Linked DNA regions of Homo sapiens: region 2 is linked to region 1. A link is a contact called in ENCODE Hi-C data. All regions are on one chromosome and are shown on one strand. The core of a region is the stretch at or near the end of the contact, and the rest is flanking DNA. Distances in the headings are between cores, read along the strand shown. Region 1 holds the start of MAST4-AS1 (MAST4 antisense RNA 1). Region 2 holds the start of CENPH (centromere protein H).

What was found. A loop is a pair of places that touch in the nucleus more often than their neighbours do. Pooled maps may share reads with other maps.
Region 2: a pooled map shows a loop between it and region 1 (13-fold over the local background). The contact joins the promoter of CENPH here to the promoter of MAST4-AS1 in region 1. A Hi-C loop is called at or near these places in 5 of 50 pooled maps.

What each region holds. Positions count from the first base shown.
Region 1 is chr5:67,001,601-67,006,796 of GRCh38, forward strand. MAST4-AS1 (MAST4 antisense RNA 1) reads right to left here and starts at 2,554. Exons shown (of 2, transcript NR_111908.1): 1 at 2,244-2,554; 2 at 18-449. All of the region lies in intron 4 of MAST4 (microtubule associated serine/threonine kinase family member 4), which reads left to right. RefSeq lists a silencer at 2,432-2,771.
Region 2 is chr5:69,187,116-69,192,311 of GRCh38, forward strand. It overlaps CENPH (centromere protein H), which reads left to right and starts at 2,468. Exons shown (of 9, transcript NM_022909.4): 1 at 2,468-2,653; 2 at 4,680-4,735. The coding sequence starts at 2,520. LOC112267932 (a long non-coding RNA gene) reads right to left here and starts at 2,362. Exons shown (of 2, transcript XR_002956215.2): 1 at 1,876-2,362. RefSeq lists enhancers at 2,080-2,319, 2,247-2,541 and a silencer at 2,400-2,519.

The DNA of each region.
Region 1 (5,196 bases), core at 1,304-3,803:
AATCAAGAGAAGAAATAAACATTTTATGTCATTGATTTATCCATTTTAGTTGCTATCATCTTTATAGGTTATGCCCCAATACATGGGCTTTTCTAGAAAAACTATAGAGAATATGAGAGTTGGGAGGTATTGGAGTCCTCAGGTCTTCAAACCACCTACAGGTTGTGTTCTACTCACTGTATCTCCTTCAAGTTTTCTCTGCTCAAACAGCTCTCAGAAAATCCACTCTTGTGTCAGCTCTTTCATCTTTGGATCCAAACACTCTTTCACATAGTTCTCATAGTTTCACATAGCTGTATTCAACTACTGCTTGTTCCCTAAATTTTTTCTTCTCTACTTTCCACAGAGTTCTTCAACCCATAACTTATATAGCACAAGTTCATGTCCACCTTGATTACTCTTCTCTGTGCGGCTTATAATATGTAATTGTCCCTCTTGATCTTGGATACCTACAAGTGAGCACAAAAAGTTATTCTCTGGGCTTGCCTTTGAGGAGGGGACATGGGACTCAAAGGGAATTCCCCTTGAGTTTGATTGTGACATTTCTTAGAGCCATGTAAAGACCTGAGGAATGTTAGCACTGATATCTTTCCAGCTACATGATATAGATACAAATAAGTCACTAAGAGAAAGTCTTCAGAATTTACCGTCTTCATGGGATTCTCAAAAATTCAGTATTCTTTGAGAATACAGATCTACTAGTACTAATAGTTTCAGTGCATCTTAAGAGAAATAAGAGATACTTGGGCTTCTGAAGTATCCATTCAAAAAGGATTTACTAATATTAAATGCCTATATAAACTGAGGAGCTGTCAGGTTCTGAAAATATGAAGATCAGTAAAATGTGACTTTAGCCTTGAGGAACTCAGACTAATTGGAAAGACAGCAGTAAACAGTCAATTATACACAGTGTGATCAGCAGCCTGGTTGAAGACTCTAGAGAGTAGAAAGAAGCACATTGTGGGGTGTCCTCTGCTCCAGTCTTATGTCTGTCAGCATAGTATTCTCTTAGCTTCTGTATACTGCCTACATTTATGCGCAGTGTGTGTGTAGACATTGCGTGAAAGGGCTTATGTATGCCATCTCCTCTTCATTTATGTATATCAGCCTCTTACAGGTTGGTCCTATTATGGACCCCATATTGCAGCTGGGGAAAATGAGAAGAGATTTAAGGTCATAGTAAGTGTTGTATCCAGAATTCAGACCCAAAATTTTTGCTCTAAACCAGTGCTCTGTATCACCCCTCTCAGAGAAGCCTTTATCTGGAGCAGTGGTTCCCAACCAGGGGTGATTTTACCTCCCAAGGGACATTTGGCAATGTCCTCAGACATTTTTAATTGTCAGCACTGGCATCTAGTAGGTCGAGGTCAGCAATGTTGCTAAACATCCTCCAATGCTCAAGAAAGCTCCTCAGACAAAGAATTATCCAGCCTATGTCAACAGTGCTGAGGTCTAGAAACTGCTCCGGAGCACAGGGACACTCTTTTGTGTCAGCCTTCAAAACATCTTTTGCAATACTTAGAAACATTTTTTAAAAGAAGAGCATGGGGCAAAAATGCTGGACCAAGCTCATTAATATCTATTGAAGTGTGTTTTGTCATTTAGTGTCCCTGAATGTTTGGGATAAAGTCCCAAATGTAAAATTGAGAAAATAATGCCTTCTTTGTCTACCTCTGTGGGTTGCAAGGATCTGTGGAGGCTCTGTAAGAATGTGAGGAGATAACGCATACGAAAGCCTTGGACATGAAACATCATCCAAAACTCTTGGAGTCCTTGGTGTGAAAATATTAATGTGGGCCACAAGAATTAGATAAAGAAGATCCCACAGCAGGCTTCTTTTTGTTTACCCCGCCTACCTTGTCAGCTTACACCCCCTCTTCCTTCTCTTTATCCTCCCATTTTTGTAAGCGAGTTTGTTCCTGGTATTTACTGCATGGACTAAGCCATTTTTAGATGTATTTTTTGCTGAATATATACTTTTTTGATTTAGTATTTCTTGCCATATTACACCAGACTTAAGGCAGCTAATTTAAATTATATTTTTTCTTTATGTACTTTATACAAACATTCATGGATAGGGGGAGATATTTAAATACCATGCCTTTCTTCAAAATGAATAACAAGAACATTCAGCCCCCTTCATTCTGCCCTTTCAAGGTCTAACGTACTTGAAGGGGCAATACTTGTAGCATTTGCCACATAAATGCCAGGTAGTGTCTTTCCACATCGGGGCTCACCATTACCTAGATCTGTAGTTGCCGGCCATGAAGCCAAACAGGTGTGCACCGTGGTCATTGATGGAACAGATGTAAACTCATAAATTTAGTTTACTGAGGTTTTCGGTGAGTGTGGCTTCCCGTCCGCGTGCTTTTCCTATACAACCAGCGGCGTCCTGGCGGAGGAGTCACTGTGGACTTCCCCGGAGCGTTGTCACTGCCATCCCTCCCGCGGTGAATCACAGGTCGGCCTCAGGTGCGCGCAGCACACACCCGGAGCAGCCGCGGGTTTATTTATTTATTTCCGGGACGGATCCATTCCGGGCTCCGGGGAGGGGGAGCGGCGGCCCAGGCTGCGGGGCTGTCCCGGCACCGGCTGGGGTCGCGCCGCGGCCGCCTGCTCCCTTTCCCGTGAGCCCCCGCTCCTCAGGCGCGGCCGGGGCTGGTGGGGGGTGGGGGATGCAGGAAAGCTGGGGGCGCGGCCACCAAGCTGTCCAGGGACAAGGCCCTGCCGCCTCCTCCCAGCCGGACCCTGGAAGGGTCCACAAAGGTGTCAGGTTCAAGTCCTCCAATAGGCCCATTTTTTAAAAGTGCTTTTAAGTTTCCGCTTTTTTCAGGAGGGGAGGGCAAGAGCAGCTTTTTCTATTCAAATTCTTTTCCTTGTATGTAGATACCAAAAGGAAACTCGGCACTGGGCATGTTCGGATGTGAATGGTTTTGCTGATAAGCAACAGCCTCCGGAACCAAAGCCTCAAAATAGTCGTCTCCCCCGCCCCTCGCAGAAGCGGCGAGTGGTATCTGCCAAACAGATGACAAAGTACCTCCGACTGAATCCCACAGACAGCGCTTTGAGCAGAACGCACGGCTCAACTCATGTAATTACTGTTTATAGCTGGCCGAGCCTGACTAGGAGAGGGCAGACCCGAGAGGAAATCAGTTTCCCGGACCTTTGAGAGGAGGCTGTGTGTTAATTAAAGGCTAGGACGGGACGGGTACTTCTCAGACATGCTCCAAGTTGTTCTTGAGATCACAGTTCCCATCACATTTTCTCTGGAGGGAGTGAGTAGATAATTGGGATTTTTTTTTTATTTTTGGCCTTGTCTTTCTTCCTTTTTTTTACCTCTCCCCATTTTAGTCATATGGCCTTGAACCCACAGTGAATTGAAGAGAGAAAGAAATGGATATGTCTGACCCCAATTTTTGGACTGTGCTCTCAAACTTTACTTTGCCTCATTTGAGGAGTGGGAACAGGCTTCGGCGAACACAAAGGTAAAAACGCGGGGATCTCTGCCTGGAGAGGGAATGCTTTCACTTCCCAGGGGCCCACAGGCGGAGCTGCCTGAGCCCCTCAGGAGCTGGGGTTTTGTGTATTGGGTGACACTTTGAAAAGTTTATGCCCCGCTAGGGGAGGGGGTACTGTTTCAGGTATTTCTTCGTCCTTGTGGTTTCCTGGGTAACCCTGATAAATGTGCTTCTCATAGGTTTTCTCCTTTTGAAATGTGGATAATAAGACATTTCCTTGTGAGAGGTGGGGGAGAAAAAGGGAAAGAGGAGGAGATACTTTGTCTAAGTCTGTCCCTTTGACCTGATCATGTTTATCCATTTCATTCACCCAGTCATTGAGGCTTCTGGTACTTTTCGTTGAGCCCTTCAGATGTTCCTCTCTATTAAATATTTGACCTTTATAAGATGCAGATGTACGATGCAAGGATAGCCCAGGTTAGCTATTTCATACTATCTGTGGAGAGGCAGATCTACATAACTTTGTCATTTTGATTTTTCAATGGTTTGCTGGCATTTATTACTAATACAGGAGTGTCCTTTTCATTTTGTAACGTATATTTGATAGAAAAGATGGGGAAAGAAAAAGAATTTTAATGTCAAGATGAAGCTCATGCCACAAGTGACAGGCAGTTCCAAGAGTTTGCTGACACTTGTGTTGAGAGACTATGACTTTGAAGGAGGCATTTCTCACCACATTTGTGTCCAGCACAGAAAAGTAAGATTGTTGTACTTTTAGAGGGGCACACCTTTTGAGTTGTGTTAATACTGATTCTTTGTTTTCCTTCAAAACTTGCCTTGCATGTACATGTGAACATGCATGAGAGCAACTTTGCAGTCAGATAAACAGGATGCAGGCTCTCAGATTTGGAGCTTCACAATCTCTATGCTTCAGTGTTCAAAGAACCCAAGAAAATGGTTCGTTCTTTTTGGTTATACCTGTAACTTTTTGTAGTATAAATGTGGATATGTGATACTTTAGAAAACTTAGTTTTTCCTTTTGAAGTTTTTCATGGTTTCTTACATTTCAGAAACATCCTGGAATACTCACATACACTGTTTATATACATGGGTGCACACACAAATCACATGTGCACCTGTGTGTATGAGAGAGACATCTGGCAGGTTTCAAAGTCATATTTGCTTTTTGATGCAGTTTGAAGTGTTGATACCACTAAACTATGTTGGATTCTGAAGTTGTACCTTTTAAGTAATGTGACTATGTTTTTCTCGTTCTGCCATATATGGTCAGAGACCCTCTCTTGTAGTATTGCTCATTTTGTAGTATTGCTCATCAAGTTGTGTCAACCATGCACCAAACCTCCAAGACAACTAATAAAGTTGAAGAGAGATACATGCTACACATGAACTAGGCCACTGCTCAACATGGTGATAATTCGTATGATTTCTTACCATTTCAGCTGGACAGAATCCCTTAAATATTTCTGAGTTGTGTAGTCCTGGCTGCGGTACAGCCTCTACTCTTACCTGGAACCAGTTCTTAGGGAGAGAAGTCTGTTCTGGCATCGTATGTGTGTGTCTGAACCCGTAGAGCAGTTGGAGCCTTTCTTCTTCCTACCTACCTGTTGATAGTATTATTGGAGAGAGTCAGATGCAGGAGGATTCTCAGGCTGCTCTGAGCCTGGCTTTAGGGCAGTACCTGTCCAGCCTGAACACTCCAATTCAGACAGCTCACACT
Region 2 (5,196 bases), core at 1,218-3,717, 2.2 Mb after region 1:
CAGCCACCATGCAGGGCCTTACACCCACCCTTTTTTGTTTTACTGTGAATTTTTTTTTTAATTGCGTTTTATGACCCTTTATGGTGGTGGTTCTCAAAGTGTCCTCCTCAATAAGCAAGAGCAACTTTACCTGGGAACTTGTTACAAATGCAAAACAATCCTAGAGACACCCAGAAATGTGTTTTAACAAGGTCTCCTCCGAATTCTCACGGTTGGATAACCATTGCATTATTATTTTTATAAAAAAAAATTTTGAGACAGTCTTTTTTGTATTTTTAGTAGAGATGGGGTTTTACCATGTTGGCCAGGCTGGTCTCAAACTACTGACCTCAGGTGATCTGCTCACTTTGGCCTCCCAAAGTGGTGGGATTACAGGCGTGAGCGACTGCACATTGCATTATTTTTGTCCCAAATGTGAGCAGTGGAGACACCTGATAGGCAACTGCTTAAAAGGATAAGATTGTGGTGAGACAGTGGAAGGCATCCACTAAGTGGTAAAGAGAAAAAGTTAACAATGGGATCATCCTTTTTGTAAAACAAAATGAAAGGAAACAAGAAAATGTTCCATAAGTTTACATGTAGGAATAGCAAACCTAATGCCTGATTTTACATCCTGTGCTTTTTTTTTTTTTTGAGACAGGGTCTCACTCTGTCACCCAGGATGGAGAGCAGTGGTGCGATCATAGGTCACTGCAGTCCTCAACGGCTGGGGCCCAAGTGATCCTCCCATCTCAGCCTCCTGAGTAGCTGGGACCACAGGTCTAAGTCACCACACCTGTTGTTTTTTTGTTTGTTTGTTTGTTTTTGTTTTAAGTAGAAACGAGGTCTCACTATGCTGCCCAGGCTGTTCTCCTGACTTCAAGCGATCCTTCCGCTTTGGCTTCCCAAAGTGCTGGGATTACAGGCGTGGGCCATCGCCACCAGTCCATTCTGTGTCTTTTGAACTGTTTTTTTGTTTGTTTGTTTGTTTTTCGAGAAGGAATCTTGCTCTGTTGCCCAGGCTGGCGTGCATCTCTGGTGTGATCTCGGCTCACTGCAACCTCTGCTTCCCGGGATCAAAGGATTCTCCTGCCTCGGCCTCCCCAGTAGCTGGGATTACAGGTGCCCACCACCACGCCTGGCTAATTTTGTATTTTTAGTAGAGACGAGGTTTCTCCATGTTGGTCAGGCTGGTCTCCAACTCCTGACCTCGAGATCCTCCCCCCTCGGCTTCCCAAAGTGCTGGGATTATAGGTGTGAGCCACAGCGCCCGGCTTTTTTTTTTTTTTTTGAGACGGAGTTTCACTCTGTCACCCAGGCTGAAGTGCAGTGGCGCGATCTCAGCTCACTGCAACCTCCGCCCCCCCGGGTTCAAACGATTCTCCTGCCTCAGCCTCCTGAGTAGCTGGGATTACAGGCGCCCGCCACCACACGCAGCTAACTTTTGTATTTTTAGTAGAGACGGGGTTTCACCATGTTGGCCAGGCTGGTCTTGAATTCCTGACTTCAGGTGATCCACCCGCCTCAGCCCCCAAAGTGCTGGGAGTACAGGGGTGAGCCACCACGCCCAGCGAATTTAACTTTTGTCAGGAGCCGTATTACATTGACAATGGAGAGGAAGAAAACAGCACAGTATGATCAAGTTTAACTAGTGGGTAATTAGCTGTAAAAGAACTCTCGACTCTTGTTCAAAGAGGTTCAAGCTGCTGTGCTTGTGCGGCAAGGACAGTGTCCAAATGAAAAACTACAAATCAGTCATCTGTCCTTCATTTTCTCCATTCCCCCCACTCACTACACAGCTAAGAAAGCTCAAAGGTACCCTGCAGACACTCAAAACTTGAGGGCACGCAACTCTCAGTTACGAGTGGTGGCAATCATAATGACAGAATGAAGTACCAGTGCAAGAAACTGGAAGCGTGTGGATGTCTCCAGGCTGGAAGTCTGGGTTCGAAATGTCTGCAATGCCTCGCACTTGTGGCCCGTCCCTGATCTTCAGAAGCCACTGGTTTCTCCGCCAAACAAAGGGTATGCACCTCATGGGCTCAGGTCAAAAAAGTCTTCTAAACAACCCTCTAATGTTTATCTTTCACAGCCTGCCGGGCACACCCATCTTCAAAGGCAGAGGACGGAAAAGTGCCAAGATGGATGGACATATGGCTGTCGCCGCACTCCCGTGTCCAAGCGCCAAGGCCGAATGACCACTTAGGTCAGGAGATTTTTCCCCTCCAGGCTGCTGTTCCCGGGAGATGTCCCAACGTCTCTAGTCCAGCCCCTAACTCAGCACTCTACACATCCGACGCTTAACGAAAGCTATTCCAACTTTTTACCAGCCGTCTGCAGTTATTTTCACCAGTAGAGCCCGGATGAAAGAGGAGCCCGTAGTAACCACGGCAACCGAAAAACAAGGCGGAAAGGGTGGGGCCCTGGGCGGAAGGGGCGGGGCCCTCGGGCCTTTTCCCGGCGTCCATTTAGTGGCGGGAAAAGCGACCTTTTCTGAGCGCGTTTGCCTGTTGAGTGGTAGCCTTTCCCCTCAACCAGCAATGGAGGAGCAGCCCCAGATGCAAGACGCCGACGAGCCCGCGGACTCCGGAGGGGAAGGCCGGGCAGGCGGGCCACCGCAGGTCGCCGGCGCCCAGGCGGCGTGCAGCGAGGACCGCATGACCCTGCTCCTCAGGTTGTTCCCTTTGGCCTCCTCAGCCGGGGCCAAGTGGGCGTTGTGGCCCGGAACTCCGCCCTTGCTCAGAAGGGCTAGGGTTCGAATTCACGCTCGGTCACGTCAGGTCTCCGTGATTGCCTCATTCACTTAAACTGTTGAAGCTCTTTCTTCATCAGCGAAAAGGAGAGAAAAATGACCCCCTGGAGAGAGGTTACAAGGGTTAAATGAGATAGTCTAGGAAAGTGTTGAGCACAGTGCCCCGGGCCCTTAGAAGCTGTAATTTCTCCTCCTGTTTCCCCGCCCTCCCCCTACCTCTCTGGTTTACAGACAAATTGAATGCCAGAGCTAAACTGGAAGGAAGGTGCCCCTACCATTTCTTTTAGAACTACGACCCTTTGTAACCCAGAAGCTTTATATGTTATAAATTCTACTAAGCGGACGGTGTTTATACTTTTCCACTAAGCGGTTGCTGGGGAAGATTCGATGAGAAGGGACATTCGTCTTCTAAACTAGTGAGCAGGAGAAGGTCCTGGGCCAAATCTGCCTAACTGCCTATTTTTGTGTGACCACTCAAGCTAAGAATAGTTTTTATGTTTAAGTGTTGCAGGGAAAAGATCATAAAAATATTTCATAACACGTGAACTCTATTAGAAATTCAAGTTTCAGTTTCCATAAACAGTTTTATTGGAGTACAACTTTCCTGCCACAAGGGTGGAATTGAGTAGCTAAAACAGAGACCGTGTGACTCACAAACCCTAAAAAATTTACTATCAGGTCCTTTACAGAAAAAAATTTGCGGTCCTCTGTTCTATATCATAACAGAGGTAGTTTTAAAAAAATCATTATTGGCTGAGCGCGGTGGCTCACGCCTGTAATCCCAACACTTTGGGATGCCGAGGCAGACGGATCACCTTAAGTCAGGAGTTCAAGACCAGCCTGGCCAACCATGGCCAACATGGTGAAACCCCGTCTCTACTAAAAATACAAAAATTAGCTGGGCGTGGTGGCGGGCGCCTGTAATCCCAGCTACTCAGGAGGCTGAGGCAAGAGAATTGATTGAACCCGGGAGGCAGAGGTTGCAGTGAGCAGAAGATTGTGCCATTGCACTCCAGCCTGGGCAATAGAGCAAGACTCTTGACTCAAAAAAAAAAAATTAATTACCATTTTTTTCTTTCTTAAATGTTTTGAAAAATGAAAAGATGTCTATTTCTTTTTTATTGTTTTTTCCTCCTCACCCTTGCTGTCATCTTAAATTACCATTTGCTCATAGTTTTTCTACTTATGTATGATTTTTGGATTTATAGAACAACTGAAAAACTATATGAATTAGTAATCCAAGGATTAGTATCTTTGTTATTTTTCTGTATCTCCTGATAAAAATCTGTGTTTGTAAATACAGTGGTTTGGGGTTTAATCATTTTGGTCTATTCTTTGTATAGCATCCTCAGTTCAGTCTGGCCTATTAAAAATAATCTTAAGCGGCCGGGTGCGGTGGCTCACGCCTGTAATCCCAGCACTTTGGGAGGCCGAGGCGGGTGGATCACGAGGTCAGGAGATCAAGACCATCCTGGCTAACACGGTGAAACCCCATCTCTACTAAAAATACAAAAAATTAGCCGGGCATGGTGGCAGGCGCCTGTAGTCCCAGCTGCTTGGGAGCCTGAGGCAGGAGAATGGCGTGAACCCGGGAGGCGGAGCTTGTGGTGAGCCGAGATTGCGCCACTGCACTCCAGCCTGGGCAAGAGTGCAAGACTCCGTCTCAAAAAAAGAAAAAAATCTTAAACACCAATTTTTTAACTTTTCCTGACAGATGCTGTTTTCCCAGTGTATTCCATTTTGTGTCTTCCTCTGAGGCCTTAAAGTTCTTTATACCCATTTTAAATAAAATGAGGCCAAATTAGAAGTTTGTAATTAGGAGTTTAATTATTTATATTTATTTTGTTGTATCAGCTTCCGAAAAAGAATGAGTTGGTTCGTCATGTGGTAATGAGTAAAACCTTAATCAATAAATATGTGACTTTATATTCTCTTTATCTGTTTTCAGGCTGAGAGCACAGACAAAACAACAACTCTTAGAATATAAATCAATGGTTGATGCAAGTAAGTATTTTCATTTTCAAATTAGGGTTTTGTTGTTTGTTTGTTTGTTTTTTTGAGACAGGGTCTTGCTATCACCCAGGCTGTAATGTAGTGGCGCAGTCTCTGGTTTACTGCAGCCTCAGCCTCCTGGGCTCCAGCAATCCTCCCACCTCAGCCTCCCAAGTAACTGGGACCACAGGCACATGCTACTGCGCCCGTCTAATTTTCTGTATTTTTTTTGTAGACACAGGGTTTTGCCACCACACCTGGCCTCAAATAAGATTTTGTGAGTTTGATGATTAACAGTACTCGAGTGAAAATAAAATTAACTTTACCAAAAATTGTTTATATATGTTATAGTGTGGCAAAACTGGTAAACATGCAAGATATTTATGAAGTATGCTAAGTGTGCTGAAGGAAACAAAGGCATGATAAGAGGGAGGGGCTTCTTTTCATAGGGATGGCTTCTCTAAGAAGATGAT